Linked DNA regions of Homo sapiens: regions 1 and 3 are each linked to region 2. A link is a contact called in ENCODE Hi-C or POLR2A ChIA-PET data. All regions are on one chromosome and are shown on one strand. Each heading gives the region's core, a stretch centred on a gene start or an enhancer-like site at or near the end of the contact. The rest is flanking DNA. Distances are from core to core; before and after follow the strand shown.

Region 1 (3,643 bases), core at 344-2,843, 1.2 Mb before region 2:
TGCAGTGGCTGACGCCTGTAATACCAGCACTTTGGGAGGCTGAGGCGGACGGATCACTTGAGGTCAGGAGTTTGAGACCAGCCTGGCAACATGGTGAAACCCTGTCTCTATTAAAAATACAAAAAAATTAGCCAGGTGTGGTAGTGCACGTCTGTAGTCCCAACTACTTGAGAGGCTGAGGCAGGAGAACTGCTTGAACCTGGGAGGCGGAGGTTGCAGTGAGCTGAGATTGTGTCACTGGACTTCAGGCTGGGCAAGAGTAAAACTCCGTCTCAAAAAAAAAAAAAAAAAAGTGAACACCTAACCGACAGCGTTCTGATCCATCCATCCCTAGTCCCACTGGAAAGGCCACACATGGGGTGTATGGCCAAGATGTGACCAACCCATCACCTACCAGCAAACCCAGGTAGGGAATCAAAACGGGGAGGAAAATTGGATCTGAAAGGGACAACAGTGTTCCTAAGACCACACAGCAGAGATCACAGAGGGACACATACTCCACACACCACTGCTCACAGGGTGATTCTAGAACTTGAGTAGTAAAAGGCCACTGGAGACCTCTACACTGACTTCCCTATTTGACGGGAAGCCAGGCAGCCTGCAGACCAGGATCCTGACCACGTCACCAGTTGGCAACAGGGAGGAACCCCCTGGAGCTCCCATCTGCCCAGAGTCCCTGCCCGGGGTTACCTTGGTGCTCTGCTTCTCCTTCATAATGATCCGGGACAGGAGGACCACCCAGATGGGCATGGTGGCCTTGACTGCAAAGAGAGGGATGGGCACTCAGGGGGCTGCCTGAATTTCAGGGCCCAACCTGTTCCACCTCCACGGCGGGATGGGAGGGCCTGGCAGCCCCTCACACCTCTTCGCCCCTTCTCTTTCGGTAGGGCTTCCTCCTGCCACGGCTGTTGTGGTCTGTCCTGCTTACCTCTCAGCTCTCTTCTCAGCTCCTCTTCTCCCTGAGAACCCCGTGCGTGTCCCTCCCCTACCAAACCCTTGGCAGCCCCTCTGCTGACTTCTCAGTCCGGCGGGACGCGCCCCGGGCGGCGCACTCCTATCCATGCGCCCAAACCCGAAGCGGCGGGCCCGGCCGCCGCCCCCGAGGCCGGGCGCGGAACCTACCGGTGTGTGCATAGGACACGGGCACCTTCCAGATGCTGACGTGCGCTGACACGGACGCGAAGTACTTGCCGAAGGCGAGCGGTAGCACGTAGCGCGGGTAGAAGCGCGGCGGCAGCAGCGGGCCGGACGACGGATGCGGACTGGGTCCGGGGCCCGAGACGGGCGGCGCGGGGGGCACGCGCCAGGCGCGCAGCAGCGGCGGGAGCCCAGCGCACAGAGCCAGGATGTGGCACAGCGACACGGTCACCGGGAACGGGAAGGCGCTCAGGATCACCTTGTTGACCACGTTGCCGCCCGCGCTCAGCGCGTACCACAGCAGGCACAGCGCCGCCACCCGCGCGCCCTCGCGCGCCCCACCACTGCTGCTCGCTGCGCCCGGGCCCCCCGCGCCGTGGCCCGCGCCCACCGCGGCCGCCGCCATCCTGCCCGAGCGGCCGCCCCTTCCAGCCCGTCCGACGGCCCGACGCCGGGCGGGGGCGGGGCTGGGCGGGGGGGCAGGCGCCCCGGTCTACGCCGTTTCCCATTGGTCGCTGCCTCCTCGCGTCATCCCTCCGCGCCGGCCGACGCGCCAGCCACCACGTCTCGAGTGCAGGCCCAGTCCACTGTAGATGCGCTTCCGGCGGAGCCGAGGCCGGAAGCGGAAGAAGGGGACACAGACCTGCGTCCAAGCTGTGCCACCTGAGACGTGGGCGGTCCCAGTGACCGGGAGCCGGAGCTCGAACGGGACGGGCGAACAGAAGCGCGGAGGGCTTCGCAGCGTCGGCGTCTGTGCGTGGGCCAAACATCAGGGCCTCGACCAGGGATACAAGGGCAACCGCTAACTAGATTCCTGATTCCTGATGGCTGGCGGCGGCTGACACCAAAGGTAAAAGGCCTTTTAGGGAAAGAAACCATTTGTGAAAAGCTCTTGGGCTAAACTCGCTCTGCAAACTGGGGGCGCACGCTCGTGGCCAAACTCTGGCAGTGGGACTATCCCGGAGCACCCGATCCCTGGAATCATGTTCTGGAAACCACCGCGACGTGCGCAGTTCTCGGGCGTGGCCCTGGTATCATCCCACTGAATCCTAGGAACGCGGTGCGGTAGGTATCACTGTCCGCATTTCACAGACCGAAGTCCAGAATGGGGAAGCGACTTGTCTTAGGCTTCCTGGCCACACTGGGGACCGTGGTCATGGTAGCGTCCTTGGACACCTGTCTCCAAGGCTCTGCAGAAGGGGGAGGTGCCGGGCCCTGACGGCTGATGTCCAAGGACCAGCCGGGATGGACCAGCCCCAGGAGGCCCCAGTGGAGGAAAACAGGACGAGGTTTTCAGTAAGATGATCTTATACTAATTCAAGGGCTATAATTTGTTCTCCACATCGTGTGCCTCCAACTTTTTCGGGGAAAGGGTGTTAAAATTCCGTTACAGTGTTTTTACTTGTCAAATTAGAAGCAGCAACCGGCTGGGTGCAGTGAGTCAAGCTTGGAATCCCAGCACTTTGGGAGGCCAAGGTGGGCGGATTGCTTGAGCTCAGGAGTTGGAGATCGTGGCATCGATAACATGGCAGAACCTCATCTTTGCAAAAAATACAAAAATTAGCCAGGCGTGGTGGCGCACGCCTGTGGTACCCACTACTAGGGAGACTGAGGTGGGTGGATCGGCTTGAGCCCAGGTCAAGGTTCCAGTGAGCTATGATGGCGCCACTGCACTGCAGCCTGGGTGACAGAGCGAGACCCAGTCTCAAAGAAAAGTAGAAAGCAGCAACCCAACTTGGCTCCCCAAATGTTGGAAGGTATCTTAGCTTATCCTTGCATTCTCAAAGGCCCTAGGCCCTTCTGGATACATGGACACAGGCATGGTAGTCCCTGCAGGCAGGGGTAGTGGGGAGCTGCAACCTATCCCAAAACTCTAGAGATGCTGATAGGAGGCCAAGCTCTGCACCCTAATATCCTCCAGCTGTACCCTCTGTGGATCAGAGTAAAGTCACATCCTTGGGACACCATGTCTCAGCAGAGCTGTTAAACATAGGCACAGTGAAATTAGGAAAGTATAACTATAGGCACCCTACAGCACAGCTGAGTGTCAGATACTTCCACTGACACACTGACATGCTTTGTGTTTTAGTTCTCACAACTCTGGGGTATTCTCACCCCCCAAATGGGGACATGTGCACAGGAGTGAAGAGATGAGCTCAGAGCCACACAGCTGGTGGGTGGTAGGCCTGGGTTCAACCTCATCCTGCCTTCAAAGCCACTTTGCCCATGGCCTTTTGTTGGGGAGGGGAGTGTGTTCTGCACCAAGCTTTTGCCAGGAATCCCTGCTAGCTCTCAAACTGGCTCTGGACTGACTGTAGTCTTACAGGCTGGAAGGAACCTTTGGTTTGCCCTGTGAGACTGCATGTCTTAAGGTGTAGCTGTTTCTTCATTTGTGAAATTAAGCAGATATGGGTAAGATGACCTATTCCAAAGTGAAAAACTGGAAAACCAAAGTCTTAGCCTACAGTTTCAGGGACGAGGGGGAACTAAAAGATGAGCACTTTAT
Region 2 (3,661 bases), core at 648-3,147:
GGGACCCATGGGGAGGACAGAAAATTTCTGAGAATCCCTGGCTCAGATTCCCACTTGGTGGCCCGAGTCACTGTGTGACCTGGGGCACGTGTCTCAGTTTCCCCATCGTGGTGCTGGTTGAGATAAGATACTGCCTTGAGGTGTGGTGACGAGAATCAAGCCAGATTGTCTGTGATCGCAGCCCAGGTGGCGAGGCCAAGAGGGGAGACATGACATAGTGGGTCATTGAAACAGCATGGTACCTGCTTGAACCAAGTGACTGGTCCGTGGGAAGGATGAGAAAACCCTTGCTACTGGCCCTACTGTACATACACTGGGGTCCAAGAGAGAGGGAAATGTGAGATCCTGTTTCCCAGGATCCTGGAAGCCAGATCGTGGAAGGTCAGGAGTGGCCCAAGGTCATCAGGCAAGACGTCAGCGGCTCCGGACACCCAGCCAGGCACCACTCGATTCCCAGGATGGGAGCTCGGGTCTTGCCTTTGTTGCTGATGTGGTTCCTGCTTTGTTTTATCTGTTCTGGGGCTGCTCACATGTCTCAGCCCCAGGTTTGCAAGACTTGGTGCCGGGAAGGCAGGATGGGGACCTCTGAGTCAGCTGGCAATGTGCTGTGTAACCTTGGGCAAGTCTCCGGCCATCTCTGGGCTTTGTGCTGGTACTGTACAGGCTGGGAGACTTGGGTTCTAGCAGGGCTGACTTCTCCATCAGACCCAAAATGCCCAGTGTCTCAGGCTCACAGTGCTTTTAGGGGTCCCTAGGTTGATGTTTTCACTTCTTTTAAAATCCAAAGGGAAAAAAATGAACTCTTGGGTTGAAGGAAACATTTTTGTGTATAATATTAATATATTTGTCTTTATGTCAATGTAGTTGTAAAATACAGTTTTGTTTTGTTTTGTTTTTGAGACAGAGTCTCTCTCTGTCACCCAGGCTGGAGTGCAGTGGCTCGATCTCCGCTCACTGCAACCTCCATCTCCTGGGTTCAAGCGATTCTCCTGCCTCAGCCTCCCGAGTAGCTGGGATTACAGGCATATGCCACCCCACCCAGCTAACTTTTGTATTTTTAGTAGAGACGGGGTTTTACCATGTTGCCCAGGCTGTTCTCGCACTCCTGGGCTCAAGCAATCCACCTGCCTCGGCCTCCCAAAGTGCTGGGATTCCAGGCATCAGCCACCACCTAAAATATAATTTTAAATTTCTTTTGTAGTGAAGGAAAGCGCTCATGAATGCAAAAATGTCTTCCCCTTTCTTTTCTTTTTTTTTTTTTTTTGAGATGGAGTCTCGCTCTGTCGCCAGGCTGGAGTGCAGTGGCGCAATCTCGGCTCACTGCAACCTCTGGCTCACTGCAACCTCCACCTCCCGGGTTCAAGTGATTCTCCTGCCTCAGCCTCCTGAGTAGCTGGGACTACAGGCATGGGCCACCACGCCCAGCTAATTTTTGTATTTTTAGTAGAGACGGGGTTTCACCGTGTTGGCCAGGATAGTGTCAACCTCTTGACCTCGTGATCCACCCACCTTGGCCTCTCAAAGTGCTGGGATTACAGGCGTGAGCCACCGCGCCTGGCCATGTCTTCCCCTTTCTGAGCGCATTTCCCTCTCTGAGCCTCAGTTTGCCCAGTCTGTGAAGTGGGTATCGGCCTACCTCAGGATGGCAAGATGTTGAATGCCTGGGCCAGGGTTGGTGCTCAGTTATTTCCCAATTGCCATGATTAATATTTGTTCGGTAAGAACAGCTCCAGGTTCAGGCCGGGGGGCTCCAGGTTCAAGCGCCTCTTGTTTACTCACCCATGGCCTGTGTGGTTCCAGGGAGGTCCCATGGGTGCTGATCGGGCGGGGGAGGAAAGGTGGCGGTTGGATGGTAGGCGGGGCGGGGTGAGCTTCCTGTCCCCCCCCCAACCCATGCACACAAGCCTCCAACTTGGTGCTGACGGAAGTGGCCTCGTGGCTGTCTCCTGGCGCCTGCCCCGTCAGACAGGGGCCCCATCCCACTCGCTACCCTGTCCGGTGAGTTTGAGCCCTGGCCAGTAGATACCCATCATCTCGCCTTGGCCCCCCTCAGGAACAGAGGGGAGGCCCCCCTGCCCGGAGCCTGGGTTTCAGGAGAAGTAGCAGGTGTCACTTCCTGGGCTGGCCAAAGCCTGCATGGGGCCACCCGTTGCCCTGCCCCCCGTCCCCCATTCCAGCTGTGAGTGGTGGTTTGGGTTAGGGGGGCGGCAAGGGGAGCTTGGAAACCCAGAGAGCCACGCGTGATGGTTTCAAACAGGAGGTCATTGGCAGACAGACCAGGGGCAAAATCACAGTCAGCCGGGACCAATGATTGATCTCTCTGTGCCTCGGTTTCCTTCATAAAGTTGGGGTTGCCTCTGAGGGCATGGCATGAAGATTGGATGAGCAGATGCGTGTGAATAGTTGGGTACAGGGTCGCACACATACTGGTGCTCCATGTGTATCTGTCTGCCAGAGGTGGGGTGAGGCAATCTAATTGAAACTGTGAAAACAGTAGTGAGATTCTTGGTTTCTGGGGAACTTGGGCTCCTTGGTTCCTGGGATCTTCTAGAACAATGTTGGCCATCCAATACAGCAGCCATCAGCCCCATGTAGCTACTGAGCCTTGGAAGAGAGGCTGGCACAGCTGAGGAGCTGGGCATATAATTGTATGTATGTATGTATGTATGTATGTATGTATTTAATTATTATTTTTTTAAGACAGAATCTCACTCTTTCAACCAGGTTGGAGTGCAGTGGGGCAATCTTGGCTCACTACAACCTCCGCCTCCCAGGTTCAAGTGATTCTCCTGCCTCATCCTCCCAAGTAGCTGGGACTACAGGTGTGTGCCACCACGCCCTGCTGATTTTTATATTTTTTGGTAGAGATGGGGTTTCACCATGTTGGCCAGGCAGGTCTCGAACTCCTGACCTCAAGTGATCCACCCACCTCGGCCTCCCAAAGTGCTGGGATTACAGGCGTGAGCCACTGCGCCCAGCCAATTGTATTTAATTTTACTTGGTTTAACATTAATACAAAAATTAATACAAAAATTAAGGCCAGGGGTTGTGGCTCATGGCTGTAATCCCAGCACTTTGGGGGTCCCAGGCAGGAGGATGGCTTGAGCTCAGGAGTTCGAGACTGGCCTGGGCCACACTAGTGAGACCTAGTCTCTACAAAAAAAAAAAAAAAAATTTATTTTTAATTAGTTAGACATGTAGTCCCAGCTACTCGGGTGGCTGAGATGGGAGGATCACTTGAGCCTGGGAAGTCGAGGCTGCCATGAGCTGTGATCATGCCACTGCACACTCCAGCCTGGGTGACAGAGCAAGAACCTGTCTCCAGAAAAAATAAAAAAATAAAAAAAACTTAATACAAAAATTATTCAGGCGTGAGCCTGTAGTCTCAGCTACTCGGGAGGCTACTATTCAAGGCTCCCTTGAGCCTGGGAGGTGGAGGCTGCAGTGAGCTATGATCGCACCACTGCACTCCAGCCTGGGCAACAGAGCGAGACCCTGTCTCCAAAAAAAAAAAAAATTAAGTCACCACATGGGGCTAGTGGTTCCCATGCCAGTCAGCACAGCTCTAAGAGATTTGGAGATGCTTAGGGTCCTGGTCATGGACAGAAGCTAAGAAATGATATGGAAATTTAGGGCTTTTCCCCTAGGGATGTCAGTGTAG
Region 3 (3,907 bases), core at 1,408-3,907, 1.6 Mb before region 2:
AACAAAGAGTCCTGATTCTCTCACTCCCAACTCATCTCCATGTGCTGTGCTGGAGAGTTGCCTCTCCTAGCATCTTCACATGATTAAGGAGGGCTATTATGCCCATTGCACAGATGCAGAACTGAGGCTCAGAGAGGCTGAGCAACTCACCTTAGGACACACAGCAGGTGAGTGAGAAGCAGGGCTCCACGTGTCTCCTGCTTAGACCTTGTTGACCACAGAGGGCAGACGAGGTGCTGCTGTTGCCGAGGAGGAGCAGGGGGGTGAGAGAGGCACCCAGGGTGAGCCTGGGGTTATCTAGCCCAGCTGGGCCAGGGCAATAGGCCCTTGGGGAGGCCCCCAGTAGGATCTGGGCCCTTTCTGCCTGAAAGGAGAGGAGGAAGTAGTTTTGTTTGTCTGCCTGGGGTACGAGCACACGGCCAGAGCTGGCCAATCTGTTAGGCACACAGGGCCTGCACCCAGGACCCAAGTGCTGTGTGGGACTTCCCAAAGGGCTTCAGCTTATTTAAAATCAGAAGAAAAAAAACTGAACATCCTAATAATAAATATACAATAAGGAATCCAGCCTGGACCACATCGGTCTTAATGCCAACACAGTTGTAAAATAGAATTTTAAGCTGGCACGGCGGCCCACACCTGTAATCCCAGCACTTTGGGAGGCTGAGGCGGGTGGATCACCTGAGGTCAGGAGTTTGAGACCAGCCTGGCCAACATAGTGAAACCTTGTCTCTACTAAAAATACAAACATTAGCCAGGCGTGTTGGTGGGCACCTCTAATCCCAGCTACTCAGGAGGCTGAGGCAGGAGAGTCACTTGAACCAAGGTGGGCGGATCGCTTGAGCCCCAGGAGTTTGAGACCAGCCTGGGCAACACAGCAAGATCCCATCTCCAAAAAAAATATTTTTTTAATTAGTCAGGTGTGGTGGTGTGTGCCTGTAGTCCCAGCTACTTGGGAGCCTGAGGCAGGAGGATCACTTGAGTCCAGCAGTTCAAGACTGCAGTGAGCTATGATCATACCACTGCACTCCAGCCTGAGTGACAGAGTGAAACTCTGTCTCTAAAATAGGTTAGTCAATTAATAAAAATATTTTAAAATATTTTATAATGGAGGAAGTCCTGGTGTGGACCTATGCGTGCCATGAGACCCCAGCCTGTCCAGGCTCAATTCAGTTTCAAGGCCTTTGTGCCTGCTCTTCCCTCCCCCAGCCTGGGCAATATAGCAAGACCCCATCTCTACAAAAAAATATACTCTTTCTGCACTACGCACTCCCCAAATCAAGATGATTCCTTCTCACCCTCAAATGCCCCTTCCTTCACGTCAGTTAGGTCACCTCTGTGGGTTTGTGCAACTGCTGTTCCCACTTCCTGTTTCCCCTTTGGATTTTTTTGTTTGTTTGGGGTTTTTTGTTTTTTTGTTTTGTTTTGTTTGGTTTTCGTTGGTTTTGTTTTGTTTGAGACGGAGTTACACTCTCGCTGCCCAGGCTGGAGTGCAGTGGTGAGATCTCAGCAAACCGCAACCTCCACCTCCCGGGTTCAAGCGATTCTCCTGCCTCAGCCTCCCAAATAGCTGGGATTACAGGCATGTGTCACCACGCCGGGCTAATTTTGCAGTTTTAGTAGAGACGGGATTTCTCCATGTTGGTCAGGCTGGTCGCGAACTCCTGACCTCAAATGATCTGCCCACCTTGGCCTCCCAAAGTGCTGGGATTACAGGCATGAGCCACCGCACCCAGCTGGTGTTTTTTTGTTTGTTTGTTTTGCGGGGGACAGAATTTCCCTCTGTCATCCAGGCTAAAGTGCAGTGGCGTGATCTCGGCTCACTGCAGCCTCTGCGTCCCTGGTCCAAGCGATTCTCTTGCATCAGCCTCCTGAGTAGCTGGGATTACAGGCACCCGCCACCACGCCTAATTTTTGTATTTTTAGTAGAGACAGGGTTTTACCATGTTGGCCAGCCTGGTCTCAAACTCCTGGCCTCAAATGATCCACCCGCCTCGGCCTCCCAAAGTGCTGGGATTACAGGCGTGAGCCACCGCGCCCAGTTTCTGTTCCCCCTTTGTTGCTTTTGTTTTTGTTTTGAGAAGGAGTCTCACTCCGTTGCCCAGGCTGGAGTGCAATGGTGCGATCTCTGCTCACTGCAACCTCCGCCTCCCGGGTTCAAGCAATTCTTGTGCCTCAGCCTCCTGAGTAGCTGGGATTACAGGCGTGCGCCGCCACACCCGGCTGATTTTCGTATTTTAATAGAGACGGGGTTTTGCCATGTTTGCCAGGCTGGTCTCAAACTCCTGACCTCAAGTGATCCGCCTGCCTCAGCCTGTCAAAGTGCTGGGATTGCAGGTGTGAGCCACCGCACCCGTTCCCCGTTCTCCCTTTGTAATGATGTCTCACTCCTCTTCACTGCTTGATAGATTATAGATGCCAGGAGTCAGGGGGCCTGCACCTGTCTCCGTGTCACCCCTGTGTCCTCCAAACAGCAGGCACACAGTAGGTGCTCAATAACAACTTGCTGGGGGCAAGACAGGAGCAAGCTGTCTCTGCACCTGTGGCACCAGATGCTTTGTTGGACTGCAGACAGGGTGACTTGAGCTGTCCTTGTTCCGCCCCCAGGGCTCACCTGCTTGAGGAAACAGGAACTGCCTCGGGGCAGCCAGCCCCGCCCCATTGACGTGCAGACCTTGAATCGAAACCCAGGCTCCTGCAGGCACTGGCACAGCTACAGCGAGGGCCTCGGCCATCCAAGGGTCTCCCAGGTATGTGACCCAAGAGCCTCAGCCCTCGAGGAGACAGAACGTGGGGGCTGGGCTAGGCCAGAAGGAGGGACAGGGCTAGTGGGGCCTGGGGTGGCAGGAGGGATTTTCTAGGGGCATGGGGGAGAGCTTCGTGGAGGAGGGGGTATTTGTGGTGACCACAAATGGAAAATGGAGCTGGAGTTAGGGAAAAGGGGGTCTTGGCAAGACAACAGCATGAGCAAAGGTATGGAGAGGCAAGAGAGAGAGAGCAAGGATGTCTTTAGGTCTAGAATGTGGGTAGCGGGGAAGTAGAGGAGGCTCCCAGGCCAGGGTCAGGAGCTTGAATTTGAGCATGCGGTCTTTCATCACTAGATAGCTGTTCACCAGCAAAGACCCTTGCACCCTCCTCTGTGCCAGGCCAGCACCAGGACACAGAAAAAAACAACAACACAGGAACCTAGCCCTAAGCCCTGATCCCTAGGAGGCCCTCAGGCTGGTGGAGACAGAGCAAGATAAAGACACTCTAGCTCCATGGAGTCATGGCTGGACCAGAGAGAGGAACAGGGGGGAACGTTGGGGACAGAGAGGGGTGCCAGGGTGTTGTCTGGGGGGAGATGCAGGAAAGCTGCCTGGAGGAGGGGACATTTTTACTGGGTTTTGAAGGATAAATAGGAGCTCTTCCAAGTAAAAAAAAAGAATAAGCCTGTAAACATTACCCCATGATAGGTCACAACTGGATTCATGAATATTGTATATATATCTCTATATATACACAGTGCTAGCTAAACTTTCCTAGGTAAATATCATTATTCCCAAATTAAAGACAGAAATACAGGGACAGAGAGCCATTAAGTGACTTATCTGAGGTCACACAGCGGCTAAGTGGGCGAGCTAGGGTTTGAACCCAGGCCATCTGGGTCGAATTCTAGGCTCTTTTTTTTTTTTTTTTTTTTTTTTGAGACGGAGTCTTGCTCTGTCGCCCAGGCTGGAGTGCAGTGGCTCGATCTCAGCTCACTGCAAGCTCTGCCTCCCGAGTTCACGCCATTCTCCTGCCTCAGCCTCCCAAGTAGCTGAGACTACAGGCGCCCGCCACCACACCCAGCTAATTTTTCGTATTTTTAGTAGAGACGGGGTTTCACCATGTTAGCCAGGATGGTCTCAATCTCCTGACCTCGTGATCT

Evidence for each region. Hi-C counts contacts between places; a loop is a spot of excess contacts on that map. ChIA-PET counts read pairs that join two places held with the same protein, here RNA polymerase II (POLR2A). Pooled maps may share reads with other maps.
Region 1: a pooled map shows a loop between it and region 2 (6-fold over the local background). The contact joins the promoter of SLC35E1 here to the promoter of FCHO1 in region 2. A Hi-C loop is called at or near these places in 3 of 37 single-sample maps with no recorded cell type and 7 of 50 pooled maps. POLR2A ChIA-PET finds 5 or more read pairs at or near these places in 1 of 52 experiments (activated CD4-positive, alpha-beta T cell).
Region 3: a map with no recorded cell type shows a loop between it and region 2 (16-fold over the local background). The contact joins the promoter of HSH2D here to the promoter of FCHO1 in region 2. A Hi-C loop is called at or near these places in 1 of 37 single-sample maps with no recorded cell type and 2 of 50 pooled maps. POLR2A ChIA-PET finds 5 or more read pairs at or near these places in 1 of 52 experiments (GM12878).

Annotation. Positions count from the first base shown.
Region 1 is chr19:16,570,822-16,574,464 of GRCh38, forward strand. SLC35E1 (solute carrier family 35 member E1) reads right to left here and starts at 1,594. Exons shown (of 6, transcript NM_024881.5): 1 at 1,123-1,594; 2 at 691-761. The coding sequence starts at 1,543. LOC105372295 (a long non-coding RNA gene) reads left to right here and starts at 1,729. Exons shown (of 3, transcript XR_936360.3): 1 at 1,729-1,987. RefSeq lists silencers at 961-1,090, 1,251-1,360, 1,491-1,710 and enhancers at 1,629-2,503, 1,811-1,900.
Region 2 is chr19:17,749,580-17,753,240 of GRCh38, forward strand. FCHO1 (FCH and mu domain containing endocytic adaptor 1) reads left to right here and starts at 1,898. Exons shown (of 29, transcript NM_015122.3): 1 at 1,898-1,998. It overlaps FCHO1-AS1 (FCHO1 antisense RNA 1), which reads right to left and starts at 1,818. Exons shown (of 5, transcript XR_007067152.1): 1 at 1,637-1,818; 2 at 1,079-1,171.
Region 3 is chr19:16,141,028-16,144,934 of GRCh38, forward strand. HSH2D (hematopoietic SH2 domain containing) reads left to right here and starts at 2,658. Exons shown (of 6, transcript NM_001382417.1): 1 at 2,658-2,747. RefSeq lists enhancers at 1,951-2,000, 2,099-2,793, 2,281-2,440, 2,521-2,780, 2,921-3,000 and 2 more.